Linked DNA regions of Mus musculus: region 2 is linked to region 1. The links are chromatin loops, found by intact Hi-C in ENCODE. Cell type or tissue: gastrocnemius. All regions are shown on one strand. Each heading gives the region's core, and the rest is flanking DNA. Links, peaks and the distances in the headings are about the cores only. Region 1 has its middle 5.9 kb from the start of Mir1902. Region 2 has its middle 13 kb from the start of A930018P22Rik.

Evidence for each region. Peaks named below come from ENCODE experiments on the same cell type or tissue, not always from the same donor. Only the 100,000 strongest peaks of a DNase experiment are listed, where the experiment ranks them.
Region 2: a loop joins it to region 1, with 10 times the contacts of the local background. A loop is called at or near these places in 38 of 42 quality-filtered maps.

The regions. Positions count from the first base shown.
Region 1 is chr2:104,420,313-104,425,694 of GRCm38, reverse strand. No RefSeq gene overlaps it. Among named protein-coding and RNA genes, the nearest start is that of Mir1902, 5.9 kb to the left of the region's middle. In gastrocnemius, for the core only: a CTCF peak has its summit at 3,273 (motif pointing right); a DNase peak (open chromatin) is centred at 2,833.
Region 2 is chr2:104,132,654-104,138,035 of GRCm38, reverse strand. No RefSeq gene overlaps it. Among named protein-coding and RNA genes, the nearest start is that of A930018P22Rik, 13 kb to the right of the region's middle. In gastrocnemius, for the core only: a CTCF peak has its summit at 3,420 (motif pointing left); DNase peaks (open chromatin) are centred at 3,413 and 4,455; H3K27ac peaks cover 1,317 bases.

The DNA of each region.
Region 1 (5,382 bases), core at 156-5,155:
GCCCTTTTAGGTATTTGGATTAGTGTGGCTGTGAGTGTTACTGTCCATCTTGTGGAGAATACATGCAGCATACACAACATATATATGCAGGTATAGAATTAGTAGGTTGTAGGGGACATGCATGCTTCACTTCTTTAGACACTACCACATAGCATTCCAAAATGCCGGAATTAATTAACACTTGAGGTATGTGAGCATTCTAGTTGTCTTCTAACTTTCCATTTTTGTTTTAGTCATTGTGAAGTTGGGTTCTTAAACAAACAGCAGCAACAACAAAAAACTGTCACTAAAGCTCAGACACTGGCCTAAGAGTTACATGAAATCTATAGTTCTTTGCCTGCAAGGACCCTCAACTTCAGGGAATAAATACCAAGGAGTACTGAGCTATGTAAGTAGGTCTAGGACTATAGGAATTGTTTCTGTAGGGGATGAAGGGTAACAGCCTGGAAATACCTTTGAGTGAATGCTTAAGCCAGTACCTGCACATCGTAAGTCCACCACGAGTCATTCAAAATAGCTAGGGCATATCTATGTTCCTAGTACTGGGTGTTTATCATTAGAAGGTCCATTGCCTTACCACACTGTGGTGGGGAGACCAAGCAAATCAGTGCCAACAGTGTGACATTAGAGGTATGTAGACTGCTAGCCACACAGGGAGGTAACAGCATAAAAGCTTAGCTCCAGGCCTGGAGAGATGGCTCAGAGGTTAAGAGCACTGACTGCTCTTCTGAAGGTCCTGAGTTCAAATCCCAGCAACTACATGGTAGCTCACAACCATCTGTAATGAGATCTGAAGCCCTCTTCTGGTGTATGTGAAGGCAACTACAGTGTACTTACAAACATAAAATAAATGTAATCTTATAAATAAATAAATGCATCTTTAAAAAAAAAAAGCCCCTGCATGCACTTCTAAGACCACTCGGAGAGCTCAGTGCATGGGTGGGGTGAGACAGAATGCCACTGTGGGGTTGGGCATGCAGCCTTCTGCCAAAGGAAGGAGTGTGGACTTAATTCCAGACACCAAGAAGCTATAAAAGATTTTAGGTGCTCAAATGCAACCCAATCTATGTCTTGTAAAATTTGACTCTGGTTGACCCATGGAGAGTAGGCTACAGGCGTGACAACTCTCTACAATGGTATTGCAGTCCATACAAGAAGGGGAGGCCAGTGCATGCCTTTGATTGAGAGGTTTGTATTATGAATATAATGTATCCTTTTCCCTTTCTGGAGAAAAGACACATTATATAGCCAGTCTGACCTTGAACTCTCTGTAGCCCAGGCTGGTCTGCTGTGCACCACACACCCAGCATTTTTTTAGTTTAACATAGTATTTGGAAGAGCCAAAGGTTTAAATTTGGATGAAGCCCAATATGCCACTATTTCTTACTTTGTGTTCCCTAAGACATTTCTTGAGTGTGAAGTTTTAGAACTTTCTCCTGCAGTTTTAGCTTTTATATGAAATCTCTGGTCCTTGTCATGGGAGGTTTTGTGCTGCTTGTGATAGTGTCCTATGTTATTGACCCTATGGTTTATGTATGATAAGTATAGTCACAGGAAGTAAAAGTAGTATATTTTCTATCACAGAGAATTGTTCATGTTGCCACATGCCTGGAAAATTCAGAGAAACACACTTCAAAAAAATTACAGTTTTCAAATAGTTACTATACATGCAGACAATTAAAAATAAAAACTGTGTGTGTGTGTGTTTGTATACAAGAGCATTTGCCACAGTGCACATATGAAAATCAGAACAGCTTTGTGTAGTTGGCTTTCTCATACATCTCTACACTGGCTCCAGGGACCAGGCTTGGGCCCCCAGGCTTATATGCTAAGTGCCTTTACTCGATGAGCTATTTTGTTGGCCCAGTTTCTACTGTTTCTATTTGATATTTATAACAAGTTTTTGGGTTTTTTTTTTGCATGATTTATAATCCTCCAATGTTTCAGTGCCCATACTCTCAATGCAAAGTGATTGGTTTTGTTCTAAGCATTAGAGACAGAGAATACAAAGAACTCACTTTTTTTTCCTTAAAAAGATTTACTTATTTTTAATTTTTACATTTGTCTGATTGTTTTGCATGCATGTATGTGTGTGCACCATGTGCATATCTGGTATGTGTAATGGGTAGAAGAAGGTGCCATGTCCCTTGGAACTACAGTCACTGATGGTTGTGAGCTGCTATGTTGATACTGGAAGGTGAACCCAGGTCCTTCACAAGCCTTAACTGATAAGCCACACCTCTTTCTTTTATAAATACAATATTAAATTTTGTGTATTTTGCGGTATTAGAGATGGCTCAGTGGTTAAGAGCAGCAGCTCCTCCTCCGGGGGTCCTTAGTTCTATTCCCAGCACCCCATGGTGTCTCGCAACCACCTGTAATGGGATTTGATGCCTTCTTCGGTCATTCAGGTGTATGTACAGATAGAGCACTCGTGCATAGATGAATAAATCTCATTTTTTTCTGAGCATTTTATATCATGCATACTATTATTTTGACTTATGCTTTTTCTTATGTTGAATGTCTGCACTATTTAGCCTGTATTTATGAGACATTACCATAGCTCCCATCTCTCCTTTGATTCAGTATGTCTCACCGACTGGAAACTCTGGATTTAACCCATTTTTATCTTGTAGATGCTATACTTTTGACATTTGCTTTGTGTCTGCCTGCAGTAGGTACTAAAATATTTTCTAAGTAAATAAATTTGGGGCTGCAGAGATGGTTCAGTAGTTAAGAACACTGGCTGCTCTTGCAGAGACTCTGGGTCAGTTCCCAGCACCCCCATGGCAGTAGTTCACAACTGTCTTGAACTCCAACAGGGAAACTGGCTCCTTTTTTCTTGCTTCTGAAGGCACTGCATTGCAGGTGGTGGGCAGGCATACATGCAGGCCAAACACACATAGGAAAAGGCTGTGGAATGGAATTTGGAGGCTTACATTTAATCTATCTTGTCATTTTTTGAATTATGATTTTTTTAAGAAGGGTTGGACTTTAATTTACTCTGTTAAGTGAAAGAGCTGAGGGCTTGCAAAAAAGATGAAGCCAACAGATAGCGTGGAGGGTCCACTTCAGGCCTGAGAGTCAGCAAGTGACTGGCCATGGCAGATCCAGTGGACAGTGACTAGTAGTCTTTCAGTAAGACAAATACTGGCAAGGAATTCAATAGAAATGCATAGCATACACCAAGCAAGTTAATCAGGCCTGAGATGGTCTGAGCATCCAGTTTAACAGTTGGTCACTCTCTTCAATATAATGCAATGTTATATAATGGCCAGCAGGGGGAGAAAGTGTTCGCTAAACATTTGTTCTGTAATATCTAAAACAACAAAGCAGAACTAAGGGCAGTATATTTGTGTCCCAGGGACAGTATGGTACAATGTGAGAGGTTTTTTACTTTTACAAATAGTTTTTAAAAGTGACAGTACCCCAAGTCTATTGAAGGAAGACATCTATGCATTTACCCACCCTTCTCCCACCACATAGTTTCATAGTTTTGCCCCTTTAGAATTTCCTGACTATGTCTTCCATGTCCAGTAAATGTTTACTGACCTGCAGGGAAAGGGGGGGCGGGTTGCTCGAAATGAATATAGAGAATGTGGTAGCACACAGCAAGTACTTATATTTTATAATTCCACATTGGCTTTCATAGGATGGAATCAAAGGGTGTTGGTTACATTTTTGCCAAACTCTCATATATGCATGTAGCATAAGACTATAATCCAGCCATGATTTGACAAAAAAAAAAATCAGGCTATGACTATTTCATTACTAGCTGCTTTAACACAACTGATTTATTAAGATGTTTTTGATGAACAGGTATGGTTGGTACATGAGTGTTTGTGCCCCGCCCCTGTGCCCATAAGCCCATAAGTCATGTTGGGACATCTCACTAGTGACATGTTGTTCTGTCTGATGGTGGCCAAGCATTGTCACATGCTTTCCTCATTTTCTCCTGTTCACAGTGTGCAGCTAATAGTGAGACTTCAGTGAAAATTACATTAATGGTTTCTTCAACATCATTTTCTATGTATGTATGTATGTATGTATGTATGTATGTATGTATGTATGTATGTATCTATCTATCTATCTATCTATCTATCTAATCTATCTCTATCCACCCACCCACCCACCCACCCACCCATCTACCCACCTAAGTTCTTGCTATGTAGCCTAGGCTGGTCTTGAATTTATACTCCTCTGGCCTCAGCCTTCTAAGGGCTGGAATTATAGGCAAATGCCAGGTTTTCCAACACGTTTTTAATTCTAGACAGCCAAGAAGGCAGCCTGTCAAGTGTTTGCCAATCCACTGGCAAATTTCAAGCAACTTGCCTGCTATCATTGAACATGAAGAAACACACCTCATTTCGCAGAGACAGAAATAACCTCAAGCATGGAGATTACAGGATGTACAGCCCAATTAGTGTAAAGTGGCGAGTGCAAGCCATCCCTGCAAGGTTGTTATCAATAGAAGAACATTAAAATGGTTTCCTGACCTTTATGAAGGTATTACAAAGGCCCCTATCATGGTCGGAGTATTTACAGAAATGAGCCGAGGAAGAAGAGGCTTATGTGGTGTAATATGCAAAACATTGCCACTGTGAAGAGTGGTTTATCTTATCCCACCTCCGTTATGCAACACCTCTTCTGTCCTTGGCCAATTGCTACGTTCTTTACTAAGTTGTGATGTCTTGGATTTCATACTTAGTCTGTTGCTTATCTCCACTGTCCAGCAGTTCCTCTAACCTGAATTTCTCAGGATTGCTTCCTCCATAGAGTATCTGTCTTCATGTTTCTGGACAGAACCACTTTGCTTGTATATGCTGATGAATTTGTCCTTCCCAGGTCCCCAAGATTTATCTGAATAATCCACACAGCACAACACATGTGTCAGCCTTCCCACCATCAGCTACTGGTTCTCTGAGTCCAGTTACCTTTACTCCAGTGCCTGCCTCTGTTGTCACTCTCCTTTGCTAGACAAGTCTTCAGTCTCTCCCTCTCCCTCTCTGTTTCTGTCTGTCTGTCTGTCTCTCTCTCGTGTGTGTGTGTGTGTGTGTAGTGTAGTGTAGTGTAGTTATGTGTACATGTGTGTAGATATGCACAGGCCCTTGTAAAGGCACAGGCCAGAAGAGGATGCCAGGTGTCTGTCTGTCTGTCTGTCTGTCTGTCTGTCTGTGTTTTAGGTCAGGTTCCTTCTCACGGATCCTGAAACTCATCATTTTGCCTCCCCTCTCCATCTCCCAGCCCACCCCCCCACCCCACCCCCAGTGCTGGAATTGTAGGTACACACAACTTTGCCCAGCTACTACCTGGCTGCTGGGGAATTTGAACACATGCCCTCTGGCTTTCACACTAAGTGCTCTTACCACTGAGACCCCCTCC
Region 2 (5,382 bases), core at 304-5,303, 290 kb after region 1:
GGGAGGGAGGGAGGGAGGGAGGGAGGGAGGAAGGAAGGAAGGAAGGAAGGAAGGAAGGAAGGAAGGAAGGAGAAAAAGAAAGGAGAGAGAGGGAGAGAGAGAGAGAGAGAGAGAGATTGATTCAGGGGCTAAAACTCTGGTTGCTCTTCCAGAGACCCTGGTTTTGGTTCCTCACAGCTGTCTGTAACTCCAATCCCAGCAAGCCAATGCCCTCTGCTGACCTCTGGGGATGCCAGTCACGCTCGTGGTTCTCAGGTAAACACTCATAAAATTAAAAATAAACCTTAAAAGGCAAAGGAAGACATAGAGTTGGCTCTAAGTTGGAAGGGGTCTGGGTGGAATATTACTCAGCTTTCTATTCCAAAGACACCACAAGTATAGGACCCTTGTAGATATGAAATTGCTTAAGTGGAGAGGGAGCTTCGGAAAGCCTGGTGTGTCAAATGAGAGGGAGTTGGGCTAGACAGGGAGTACTTCAGTTAACAGTGCTTGCTGCCCTGGCAGAGGACACAGTGAAAGTTCCCAGCACCCACAGAAGGTGGTTCATGACTGCCTGTAACTCTGGCTCCAGAGGATCCAACACCCTCTTCTGGCCTTGGTAGCTACCTACAGGTATGTGGCACACACAGAGAGACACACACATACACATAAATATAAACAAATAATAAATAAATAGAACGAGAGGACATGAAGTGGAGTGGAGAGGTTGGGAAGGATGGCGAGGCCTTTCATATAACTCAGTATCTGGACAGAAGTCAATGTCAGTACTCGGGGTGGCGAGGGAAGGAGACACCATTACTGATATTCTTCCTACTTATTTTTAGAGCTTAGTATTATTTTGATTTAAAAATCACACATGAGGTGATAAGCCACGGAAATCTTTTCAGTTTGGGGCCTAAAAACTATTTCACTCTGGCTCTGAATCTATTTTGTGGCCAATGGTCATACATGAAGTGGATCCCTACTGTGCAATTCAGTTTTCTGTTACTGTACCAAAATACCTAATGTAATCGACTTAAAAGGAGGAAAAGTTTATTTTGAATTTTGGCTTCAGAGGTTCAGTGTTATGCATCAATTGATCCTATTGCCTTGGCGTGTGGTGAGGCAGAGCAACATGGCAGGGCCCCTGTGGTGGAACCAAGCTATTCAGCTCATGGCTAGAAGTGAAACAAACAGGAAAGATCCCTTTTCTGAAATGTCCCTAATGATCTAAAACCACTAACCCACCTCTTAAAGTCTCCTCTGCTGTTAACACGCTGTCTGTGGAGAACATTCCAGACCTGAACCATTGCACCCACATCAAGATCTGGGACCTTCCAGATGGAGGTTTGAATTCCGCCTTTACTGCATTGTAGCTGTGTGACTTTGGGCAACGTATGTCCTGTCTCTGAGTCTTCACTTCATTGAGAAGCTTTCTCCAGAAGAGGACACTGTGGAGGGGGAGACAGAATGCGAAGCTTACAGCCTGGCATTTTGCGAGCATGGTGGTCACTGTAACTCACAAAGTTCTTCCAAGAATATTCCCGATAATGTGGATCTCTTTATTTTGCCAGAGCTGGTATGTCACCCATGGGTCACCTAGCAAAGACTCCTGTACTCAGCGCTACTGACCTATCCTCTGTGGATATGTCTTTTGTCCAAGAACCCAGGTGACCCATAAGCCAGCCAAGCAGAGAGGAAGCTAAGGACCCTGGGGAGAGGTAACGGTGCTGAGGAAGGAAAGCCTTCTACCACTCATCAGTGTGGGGAGAGAGGGATCCGATGCAGCTCTCTCCAGGGCCCTACATTCTGCTTGTGGTGATGCCTCCCATCACTCTGGGAGAATTCTTCTGTGTACTCAACTCCCCAGGGCACTCCAGCAACCTCATGGAACAGCTGGCTTTGCTATATCAACAGGTTGGGCACAGTCATCAGGCACAGTCTGCTTTGTTCAAACAGCATGGGTCACAGCCTCAATGTCACGTGGTGAGCCAGTGGGAAATAAGATCCTCTTGAGAACATGCCTGGGCTTCCTACATTATCTGCTCAGGGGCAATGTGTAAGGTTTGGTTTTGCTTCTGTGATGAATCTCTGACATCATCCCTTACAAGAGGAAAGATTTCTTTTTTTTTTTTTTTTTTTTTTTTGGCTCTGGGTTCCAGGGGCTTCAGCCCATGGTTAGCTGGTTCTATCACCATGAACCTCAGGGAGGGTTGAACAGCTTGCCTCGTGGTAGACAGAATGAGTAGGATGAGCAGAAAAGGGTCAGAGAAAACTATCCCTCAAAGGCACACACCCCCAGTCCCTACCTCCTCCAACCAGTCCTCGCCTTGCACAGGTCTGCACCCTTCTTAAATAGTCTATTCAGACTTTAAGTCTATCAGTGGTTAACTTACTGATGAAGACAGGGACCTCATGACCCTGTCACTTCCCCCAAACTTACTTTTAAGCATTACTGGTATGGAGGACTCAAGACGTCTGTGAATGGGCATCCTGAGAGGATGTTTCATACCCAAACCGTAATACTCCATGTGGTTTACAGTAGAGTCCTGCAATTGAGAGGATCCCTGCCCATCCTTGCTTTGGAACCCAGACCTGGTAGTGTGTTATTTATTCATGAAAACATTCTCCATCTTTGTTGGTAGATATGGGCTAAAGGGAACAAAAAGAATAGTTTGGAACAACTTATCAATAAATTAACTGAGATGCAAGGCTTTGAGGTGGCCCGGGCTCATCACAGATGTATGCTGCCTGGTGTGTATATAAGCAAGGGTCTGAACACATCTTACTGGTAGGTAGGGGTGGTAAATATGAATGAGATATGACTCTTTTCACTTGTTTGGGGTTTGGAGGGACAGAATCACTATATAGCCCTAGCTGACCTAGAACTCTCAGTGTGTACCAGACTGACCTTAAAATGATAGCAACCCCCATGCCTCTGCCTCTCCAGGGTGCTAGGATTACTGGTGTGTGCTAACACACCTCTCCAGTGTGCTAAGATTACTGGTGTGTGCTAACACACCTGGCTTCTTTTCCCTTTTTGCAGTGGGCTCTTATTAAGTTGTCCAGTCCAGTCTTGAACTAACTCCATAACCCAGGCTGACCTGGAAAATGTAATCCTTCTGCTTCAGCTTCTCATGCTGCTGGGATTCTGGGTGTGCACCACCACGTCTGGCTCTGCAATGTTCTGCAGCAGCAGCCCGGGCAGACCCATACAGGTAGTATCAGTCAATGAGTCTGGTATAGTTACTTTCATTCTTTGCTAACTGGACATTCACCTTGAAACCAAATCTAAAAAGGGCATATTTTCCAGGGGCAAGTAGAACACTAAGCAGGCAGCCACCTCTGGGAAGGGCCAGGGCTACACCTGTGCTTGTTTTTGCATTAAGTGTTCCAACTGCTGCCTCTGTGTCTCTGTGAATCTATGCTGCCATCTAGTGGCTCCCACTATGAGAAACATGTGAAGAGACCTTAATGCAAATCGCCCAGGAAACTGAGACAACAGTAGAGACCTCAGGCAGCAGAGCCAGGCAATTTGCAGGCACTACCTCAGTTCACCCGCGACAGTCTGTTATTGTGCATGCTTTCCACACAAGAAGAGAAGAGAAAAAAAATCAACACATGACTGAACACATTGGGGAAGGACTCAGGTTTACTTTGTGTGTGCTGCTTTCAGAATTGCAGGAGTCTACACTGGGATAAACAGTCACTGCCCTGGGTGAGTCTGGGAGTGGAGACATGGGCAAGCTGTTGCTTTGAGCTAGATGATAGTCTGAGTTCTTCCTATACGTTAACGTACCTTGTAACCACCTGTGATGACCATCGCTCCTTCAGATGTGGAGGCTGGTAAGTATGTGTTACTATGTCTGGTGTGTGCTGGGTTTGTGACCCAGCTGAGCTCAGAGGTGTCAGTCTTAGTCACTGTTGCAAACCACCTCTCCAAAGGGGACGTCTAAGGCTCATCCCTAGGTCTCAGAAAAGAATTCAAGCCTTCTATACTTGTGATGTAATAAAGAACCGCCTGGCCCAGATAACCTTTTGAAATAGCAACACAATGTTGTCTCTCACATTCATAATCAAGAAACATGAAATGCATTGAGTTACCCAAAAATGCCCCCCAAAAAGTCTCACAGTGTTTCAAATACACTTATGATTTTGCATAAATCATATATAGTTATTATCCTCAGCCACCTGTGGCACCTCTGATAAATCAACTTTTCGTCTGGTTTTATATAAGTTAATGTTTCAGTAGGCTGGATCTGAAGTCAGACATATGACCAGGAGTGGCAACTTTCCCTCTCAGGCTAGTAGCCATCAGTGTGCTCAAAACACATTTGAGGAATGTGTGGTGTGAACAGAACCGTGGGATCAGGGTGAGCTGATGGCAACACAGCCCTCGTCCCTAAGATCACCCAGATCTGGGGGAAGGACAGGCAGACGATCCTTCTGTCCATACATAACAATGTCAGCGCATCCCGGTGGCTGAGTGCCAGGAGAGAGGGTGCTAAGGGAACTCAGAGCAGAAACACGTAAGCTAGACTGGGGAGAAACATCTGGAGACGGTTCCTGAAGGAAATGGTATCCAGCTCCTGAGAGAGAGGGGGGGGAGGGAGGGAGGGAGGGAGGGAGGGAGGGAGGGAGGGAGGGAGGGAGAGGGAGGGAGGGAGGGAGGAAGGGAGGGAGAGAGAGAGGGAGAGGGAGAGAGAGAGAACAAGCAGGGGTTACATTTGCACAGCTGTCGTGGCTTCTCTGTCTCCTTCCTTGCTCAGTGCCCTGGGATGAAGACAGGCTTGTGTGACGCATAATCAGGATTGATAAACGGGGCATACGTAACCTTCTGCTGACCTTCATCTGCTTTAAAGAACCGAGTACTCACAATCAATGCCCTTGAACCCTAGGTTACTCTTACAGCTCCTTAACAGCTAAAGCTGCAGAGAAGCTGGCTGCAAAGGGCAAGAGAGTTCAGCAACAAGATGACAGGTGAGCTCCCTGCATCCCTGCTGGGTTCTGGGCAGAGGCAATTCTGAGTGAGATCCAGAGGAGACCATGGGACATTTTGTCTCCAAGGACTCCTTATTTAGGAACCAGAGACTCCTCTGCTTCAATCAGCCTCAGCCATAGGTCCTCTTCCCAACATGGATGGAAAGAGGGAAGGGGATGTTGACCCAGCCCAGGAACCTTGCAAGAAATGGCTGTAGGGCTGGGTTTCTCCGTGGCAGGCTCCTCATCCTTTCCCTGTGTTCTGAGGACTCCTCTGTAAGTTTTCTCTAGGCTTCTTTCTATGGCTTGTTACCCAAGACCTGTACTGTCGCCCACAATGCTACGGAAGGAAGCCGTTTCCTAACTGTACCCAGAACAGGAGAGCATGCAGCTTCATGCCATAGACTTCTCAGACTCCTCTCT